2 separate regions of the Homo sapiens genome follow, and region 1 is linked to region 2. A link is a loop called in an ENCODE intact Hi-C map of the cell type or tissue named here. Cell type or tissue: Calu3. All regions are shown on one strand. Links, peaks and the distances in the headings refer to the core of each region. The heading gives the core; the rest is flanking DNA. Region 1 overlaps ASXL2 (ASXL transcriptional regulator 2). Region 2 overlaps DTNB (dystrobrevin beta).

Region 1 (4,398 bases), core at 166-4,165, 220 kb after region 2:
AATAAATCAAGACAGAATCCTAAAATATGATCCATGAGGAAGTCAAGAAAAGAGAAACAGAGGAATGAGAAATAGAGGAAACAGAAAACAAAAAAACAAAAAGGCAAACTCACCTATCAACAATTACTTTAAATATAAATGGTGTAAACACACAAATTAAAAGGCAAGGATTGGCAGCATGGGCCAAAAAAAAAAAAATTCTAAACTATGCAGTTTACAAGAAATTCATTTACAGTTTCAAGGTGTCTTTAAAATTAAACATGCACTTACCACACAACCCAGCAACAGCACTTTCTGTACATTTATCCCAGAGAATGGAAAATGTATGCCCATACAAAAACATTTACACAAATGTTCATAGAAGTTTTATTTTTAATAGCCAAAGCCTGGAAACAATTCAGATATCATGCAACGGATAAACAGTTAGAAACGGTCGCACGTCCATGTCAAAGAATACTACTCGGCAATAAAAAAGAATGAACTATGAACACAATAACTTGGAGGACTCTCCAGAGACATACAATGAATGGGGGCTGCGGGGGGAGCCAATCCCAGATGGTTACATACTCTATGATTCCATTAAACACTTGAAATGACAAAATTATAGAAATGTAGGACGGACTAGTATAAGGAAGGGGGGCAAGGGGTACTAGGGAAGTACATGTGGTTTTAAAAGGGGAACACAAGGGATATTTGTTGAAAGTATTCTGTATCTTGTGTGGTGGTAGGTACATGAATCTATACACGTGATAAAACCACATAGCACCCTATACACACATACACACACCCCGGTACCAGTAAAACCAGGTGGATTATATCAGAAACAATATTCTCGCTGTGACACTGCACTATGGTTTTGTACAATGTTACCATTAGGAGAATCTGCATAAAAGGTTACTTCCTACAACTGCTTATGGCTTACATTTTTCTGTTGTACTTTAATTTTCTATAGTGAGCAATGGACAGCTGTTGTTTATTCCTGGCCAATATCCATTCCCTCTTCTTCTGCAAAGAATGCTCAATTTTGGCTGGGCATGGTGGCTCATGCCTGTAATCCCAGCACTTTGGAAGGCTGAGGTGGGCAGATCACTTGAGGCCAGGAGTTTGAGATCGGCCTGACCAACACAGTGAAACCCCATCTCTATTAAAAATACAAAAAATTAGCTGGGCGTGGTAGCGTGCGCCTGTAATCTCAGTTACTCAGGTGGCTGAGGCAGGAAAATTGTTTGAACTCAGGAGGCAGAGGTTGCAGTGAGCTGAGATTGCACCACTGCACTCCAGCCTGGGCAACAGAGCAAGACCCTGTCTCAAAAAAAAAAAAGCTTAATTTTGCTTTGGGGAACTATGCCCTCCCCTACTGGAAATAGTCTTGGTAAGACTGTCCATCAAGATATCTCACCATCCCTGGGCACTGGGCCAACCAAGTTCACTCTTCCCTTAAAGTTTAACCTTGAGCAGAGTAGACAATGACTAATTTAGCCCAGCTGCAGTGTCTTGATGAGACTATGCATTAGTTCTATCTACCTGATCTCTGAAGCTGCCTTCCTTCTCCTAATTTCAGAGCCCGTTTCTTGCCTTTGAGTCTGAGTCTTGCCTCTGCTCCCATATTCTTTAAATAAATCTTGTTTTGCTTAAGTTATTCACATTTGGTTCCTATCATTTGCACTTAAAGAACCCAATCAATGACCAGGCGCAGTGGCTCACGCTTGTAATCCCAGCACTTTGGGAGGCCAAGGCGGGCAGATCACTTGAGGTCAGGAAGTCAAGACCAGCCTGGCCAGCATGGTAAAACCCCGTCTCTACTAAAAATACAAAAAGTAGCCGGGGTTGGTGGCAGGCACCTGTAATCCCAGCTACAAGGGAGGCTGAAACAGAAGAATCACTTGAACCTGGGAGGCAGAGGTTGCAGTGAGCCGAGACCATGCCACTCCACTCCAGCTTGGGTGACAGAGTGAGACTCTGTCTCCAAAAAAATAAATAAATAAATAAGAACAAATCAAATACATGCTCCCTTCAAACAAACATAACACAAAACAAAATATACCTATTTTATTTTTTAATTATAATTTTAACTTTGTAAGACCTTAATTAAGCTTTCATCCACAAACTCTTGCTTACAATAAACAGGTTCTTACAAATGAACTTAATGGACTACAAATATAACTAGAGTTAAAAAGACTAACTACGCTCTAATTATAACCCAAGCATGCCATGTCCAAGTAACATGAAAATACATGGGCATGACTGTTGCCCTCAAGTCTCACAGGCAATACGACTGTTGCCCTCAGGTCTCACAGGCGTGTAACACGGGAACTGCTATAGTGGAGGTGAATCTAAAAGGCCATGCCCACACACAAAAAGTCAATTCAGTAAAGGATCCAGACTGATTTTTAACCCATTCTGCCCTGGTTTTAAGTATCATGCCCCTAAAGGATTTACCAATTTTTTTTTTTTTAGACGGAGTCTTGCTGTGTTGCCCAGGCTAGAGTGCAGTGGCATGATCTCGGCTCACTGCAACCTCCACCTTGTGGGTTCAAGCAATTCTCCTGTCTCAGCCTCCCGAGTAGCTGGGATTACGGGCGCCGGCCACCACACCCAGCTAATTTTTGGATTTTTTAGTAGAGATGCAGTTTCACCATATTGGTCAGGCTAGTCTCGAACTCCTGACCTCAAGTGATCCACCCACCTCGGCCTCTCAAAGTGCTGGGATTACCAGGTGTGAGCCACCATGCCCAGCCGATTTACCAATATTTTATCTAAATTAAGAGCACAAACATACATTTTCAATCTTACAGCCATAAAGCAAATGTTAATATACATGTTTCCAGTCTACTAAATACTTTCATTATTACTCTGCAGAATACTTGGCATCCCAACGCTTTTATAAGTCAAATGTTGATTTTAATAAACCTTAATGTAGATCGGATTTCTAAACTTATGATCAAACAATAATTACAAACTGCAAGAACCAAACAAAGCACACTTAACGAATAAACACTAACATAATAATATCGATATTACTTAGTTTCTGGACTAATTATTTAGTTTTATAAAGTAAAACTCATGCATCCAAAGGTAAGTTCAATTAAATTTATAAAAGTGTGCTTTATAATTGCATAATACTTCTTTAGAATAAAGTAATACTTCTTACCTTCTGGAGTTGGAATGCAGTGCAGGAAAATGAAAGAAGGAAAAAAAAAGCTTTTAATTTTTCTTACAAAGCAACAATAAAACCAAAAATTAAACTGTCCCTTCCCATCCCAGCAATATCCACAATTCCCCAAATTAGTAACCCCCTCATTAATTTCTTCATTAAAATTTATAAATTAGCCAAAAATATCATATCAAAATGTCTAAAGATAAACAAATTTAGCTAAACAGTCTAAACTACTTCAGAAAACAGTTGCAGTAATTTGATTATGTAACAGAGTAAAACTGTTAGGGCATTTAAATGTGGATACAATGAATACTTCCCATTCTTTAATATTCTTCCCATGCATTTCAATTTCAAGGAGCCATCATAACGCCATCAGCTGTGGACTTAAGGTTTATTAGCTTCCCTGTGATACATAATGGAGCTCTTATGGATCTGAATTACAATGGATAAGAATACTCTTTTCTGTCAATATCCAAGCATTTTGTTGTCATTTTTTTCATTACTAATCCTTCTTGACATCCCTACCAGGTTTGTGGGCTTGAAAGCAGATTGCAACTAACAGATAGGGAAGATGGCTGGGCACAGTGCCTCATGCCGAGGCCAAAGCAGGATTGCTTGAGCCCAAGAATTCAAGATGAGCCTGAGCAACATAGTGAGACCTCATCTCTACAAAAAATATTTTTAAAATGTTTAAAAAGAAAAAGAGGAGGAAGATGCAGGCTTAACCACAAAGGAATCCTCCAACCTTAGATATATTATCAATACAAATAATGTTCTTCATTCTAAAACTAAGCTCTTTCTAATGAAATCACTTCAAGGCAATTCAGCTTGGCAAATAATCAAATGATCTACTCTGCAGGGATAAGGATTTCTGCTGAAAAGTAGTAGAGAATATTGACTTTATTTCCCTTGCTATATACACTTTTGCATGTGGAGAGATATGGGAAAAAAAATAGGTGCTCTGATTGGTTTTTAGTATAAAGTAAGCTAAAACATATAACCTTAAATACTGTATGAAAGAGATTATTTTCTTCATAAACAAATTAGTACTAATCAGATGTCATTAGGACTCCCCCAGACAGAGGTAAAATCTCAGTCTCTAAAATGTTTATTGAGCATAATCTTTGCTGGGTGGTTCCCAGAGTTCTTTACAATCTAGGCAGTTGGCCACACTCATTCATTAGCTATATAACTTACTCACCTATACTAATCTTATAGTGTGAAAGATTCAAACTCACCAC
Region 2 (4,398 bases), core at 97-4,096:
CTTGCTGCAGAAAAGAAACTGTTGCTATCTATGCAGACAGACAGGAAAGTGTGGCAGAGTCCAGCACACTAGCAAGAGAGCCAGGTCACACTTGCAACTCTTCCTGAGAAGAGACTTACCTCATTAATACCCATCCATAAACATTACACAATGGATCTTCATGGGTACTATGATATCTTTACTTCTATATATTATAATAATTAGCACTTGTACAACATTTTCTTAATCTTCAAAATGTTTTTAGAAACACTAATATTTTACAACACTTTGCATCCTTATTCAAAATATCCTTTGACTCAACCCTGTTGTAAATATTAGTCCTAGATTCAGAGACTCTCATATTCAAATACAGAATAACAGATATAATTCTCAATTAACCTGGATCAGCACTAAAACACTTGTATTTTTCCATTCATTAAGATTATTATTAGTCTCAATGGCTGGTCTCCGATGAAAGAATCTGTTAATTTACAGAATAATCTAGATCAGGCTATTTATAGTAAAAAAAAAAAAAAAGACTTGGCCGGGCGCAGTGGCTCATGCCTCTAATCCCAGCACTTTGGGAGGCCAAAGCTGGTGGATCACGAGGTCAAGAGATCGAGACCATCCTGGCTAACACGGTGAAACCCCATCTCTACTAAAAATACAAAAAATTAGCCGGGCGTGGTGGCAGGGGCCTGTAGTCCCAGCTACTCAGGAGGCTGAGGCAGGAGAATGGCGTGAACCCAGGAGGCGGAGCTTGCAGTGAGCCGAGATCGCGCCACTGCACTCCAGCCTGGGCGACAGAGCAAGACCCCGTCTCAAAAAAAAAAAAAAAAAAAAAGGAAAAAAAAGACTCATTAACCCCTCAATTAAGTATTGCCAGTAATGTGTGGTCCCTTAACATACCATCTCTGAGATCCACTGTTTAACCATTTTTCTTATTCACAACAGCCACGTAGAAATCTCCACACATAATCTCCCACCCAACAAACTACGAATCTTCTCTTCCCTCCACCTGTATGCACTTTCAGGTGAACAAATGTATGCGTGCTTAACATCACAGGCTTTATTAAGGGTCAGGGGATATGCACCAAAGTGTCAATCTGTAACTCAACAGGATAAACAGACTGTATAAGCACAGTGGAAGGAGTTTTAAGTTCAGGTAAAAGTAGAGGAATCTGAGATTAAGGATCATAGTAAATGTGAGCGGGATGAATTTACAGACAGGAGAGATTTGGCGAAAATACTTAGTGAACCTTTATGTTTAAGAATACATTCATAAGTTAAGTATGCATCCTGAGAATGGGGCAGTGGGCTCGAGGTGTTAATTATTAACCCTTCTTCCCCATTCAAATCACTTTTCATTTACCACTTTAGGTTCACAGTTAGTGCTATCAAAAGGTTTATACACTCTTCAAAAGGAAATATTAATATAAACAAAAATATACACAAAAGTTATAATTGTATATTTAAATACAGTTATAGAAACTTATTAAAGAAGCCAGGCGTCGTGGTTCACGCCTGCAATCCCAGCACTTTGGGAGGCTAATGCAGGTGGATCACTTGAGACCAAGAGTTTGAGACCAGCCTCAAACTGTATTAATAAAAATACAAAAATTAGCCAGGTGTGGTGATACGCGCCTGTAGTTCCAGCTACATGGGAGGCTGAGGTAGGAGAATCGCTTGAACCCATGAGGTGGAGGTTGCAGTGAGCCAAGATCACGCCACTGCTCTTTGGCATGGGCAACAGAGCAAGACCCTGTCTCAATAAAAAATTTAAAAAGAAACTTATTAAAGATACCTACTTTAAAATTCCAGTATAACTTGGCATAAAGAAATAGTTATCCGATAAAATTAATGAAGGGGTAGTCTCAACATCCTTACTTCCACAAATCACGTTACTTATATTTTTCCCTTCAAAAAGAAAAAAAACTTAGCTCTTTTCTCTCAATTGTTTGCTTTGCAGGCCAAACATCAGCAGTGACTCCTCTGCACAGAATGCTTTTCTTGGCACTGAAACCCCTCAGTCTACTTTAAGCCTAACTTCCTACAACTGCCTCTAAACAAGGCCAAGAGGAAGCATTACTTTTGCTTTTCTAATGTTTCTTTAGAGCCCCAGCATTCTTCCTCTACAACTAGAGGCAAGCAGAGAGAAAACTGCAGCTCCTCAGCACCCTGATACCGCCCGACTTTGTTCTTTATCTAACTGATTCCTTCTTCTTGGAAGAACTCATTCTTGATCCTTCCCACGAGACATCTGAAATTATTCTGTATACACTGGTCAAGTTGAAACTGAATAATTAGCTGCCAGTGGCCACAGCACATGTCCTCACCAATGTCCATGTTTTCACTACTTCCAATGTAAAGTCCAAGTTTATACCAGAATCAATTCTCTTCAAACAAGATTTGGAAATGATATTTAACCTGGTTTCATCACAAATAATGTTACTCACTTCAAATCTGGCCTATGATAGCTACAGAGTTGATTGGTAGGTCAACATTTGAAATATAACGCCATTAACAGTGAATACGAACCCCTCTATCAAGACACTAAGATGAAAAGATAAACAGGTAATATTTGTTGAGATGATAAGACAGAAGAAACTTGTGATTTTAACCCCACTCAAATAGAAGCCCTCCAGGGAATGTCCTCCTTCAGTAAGGGACATGATGATCCCTTTCTCAGCCTTCTCTGCATGATTCATTTCCATAGCCCTATCATTTTACAGTCTGACAATAAACTATGCATATGACTTCTAAAAAGAGTTATTATCCAACACTGAGAAAACACCATTATTAGCTCTGTGCCAAGCTAAGCAGACAATGAGTCACCCTGAATAAACGCTGTTATGTTTTAACATGCAGGTACCTTCTGAAGCCTCTGAAGTCCCCACCTGTTCCCTGTGGATGGGAAATCATTCGTTTCAGTTCAATAAGGTCTCAAATTCTGTCTTTCAATATTTAAAACTAACCAAATCTGGATGACGTTTCTAGCTTTACACTATCTAGTAGGAGTTTGCTATTCAAATTAATACTTTTGAAAACAAGACTACGGGTAGTATTTTGTACTTAACACAAGCTGTTTCTATCTCTTTAGCAAATGATTGTGGATGCTGCCAACCACAAATTTCTCACACGGAAACAAACTTCAACTTCAGAAACACTATTACCAGTCCGATTATCATATGTAGCTAAACGTAATAAGAGCATCTCTCTTTGATTTTCAAAAACTCGCATTCTGCCAATTAATCTTAATTTACAAAACTTCACAGTGAATGGATGTTGCAATAATCAACTGCAAATCAAGAATCCATTTGGCAAATGTCAAACAGCTTTAATCAAGTAAAATCAACTTAGAATATTATTCAATTTTATCACAATCAGAATGCCTGCTGCTTTTCATTTCAATCTTATAAACATTTATAAATAATCTAGCATTATACTAATTGAGGAATGAAAGAAATATAAAGCAGAATCTCTGCTCTCACGGACATCCATTCCATTTTGAACACTTATGAAGCAGTTTACAACCTTATGTAATTAAAGGCCAAAATAATAATATAAACAAGAACTGTAAGTCATCAAAAGGATGAAAATGGGATTGGTGATAATAAGGCAGGCTACATGGTAGGTAAAAACTTGGGTTGAGGCCGGGTGCAGTGGCTCAAGCCTGTAATCCTAGCACTTTGAGAGGCCGAGGTGGGCAGATCAGGAGGTCAGGAGTTTGAGACCAGCCTGACCAACATGGTGAAACCCCATCTCTACTAAAAATACAAAAATTAGCCAGGCGTGGTGGTACACACCTGTAATCCCAGCTACTCAGGAGGCTGAGGCAGAAGAATCACTTGAACCCGGGAGGCGGAGGTTGCAGTGAGCTGAGATCGCGCCACTGCACTCCAGCCTGGGCGACAGAGTGAGACTCTGTCTCAAAAAAAATAATAAAAAAAAAATCTGGGTTGAATTCTCAGAAATAGAAAAGATTTGGACAGAACAAAAGGAGACTGGGTAATCCCAGACAGATGTGGGAGCTGAGGGGGAACAAAACGCATGGCATCTGTCTGGGGAAAATGAGCATGTCATATTGGAAAAGAAGAGCGTCTCCAGGAGCGTAATTAGAGGTTGGTGTGGGCAGGGAGGTAAGCAGTGTTATCATTAAACCAACGGAGGAGTGTGAGCTTAATTCAAAACCACAGGGATTCTCTGAAGGTTTCTGAAGTGGGAAGTTACATGATGAAACAGTGTCTTGATCAGATTAATTTCGAAGTGAGGTACTGAATGGACAGGAGAAGTCTCTCTGGACTTGTTACTACTTCTCTCTGTTTCAGAAGAAAACAAAGGCAAGGAAAAAGAAACACACTCAGAATAAAGCATTCCTCCTGCCCTTTCTTTTAAAAAAATAAATGAAAAGCACAAAAG

What was found. Hi-C counts contacts between places; a loop is a spot of excess contacts. Peaks named below come from ENCODE experiments on the same cell type or tissue, not always from the same donor. Only the 100,000 strongest peaks of a DNase experiment are listed, where the experiment ranks them.
Region 1: a loop joins it to region 2, with 2.2 times the contacts of the local background. A loop is called at or near these places in 1 of 110 quality-filtered maps.

Annotation. Positions count from the first base shown.
Region 1 is chr2:25,832,387-25,836,784 of GRCh38, forward strand. It overlaps ASXL2 (ASXL transcriptional regulator 2), which reads right to left. Exons shown (of 13, transcript NM_018263.6): 3 at 3,152-3,154. Among named protein-coding and RNA genes, the nearest start is that of ASXL2, 44 kb to the right of the region's middle. In Calu3, for the core only: no CTCF peak of the experiment used is centred there; no DNase peak of the experiment used is centred there.
Region 2 is chr2:25,616,130-25,620,527 of GRCh38, forward strand. All of the region lies in intron 4 of DTNB (dystrobrevin beta), which reads right to left. Among named protein-coding and RNA genes, the nearest start is that of DTNB, 55 kb to the right of the region's middle. In Calu3, for the core only: no CTCF peak of the experiment used is centred there; a DNase peak (open chromatin) is centred at 1,992.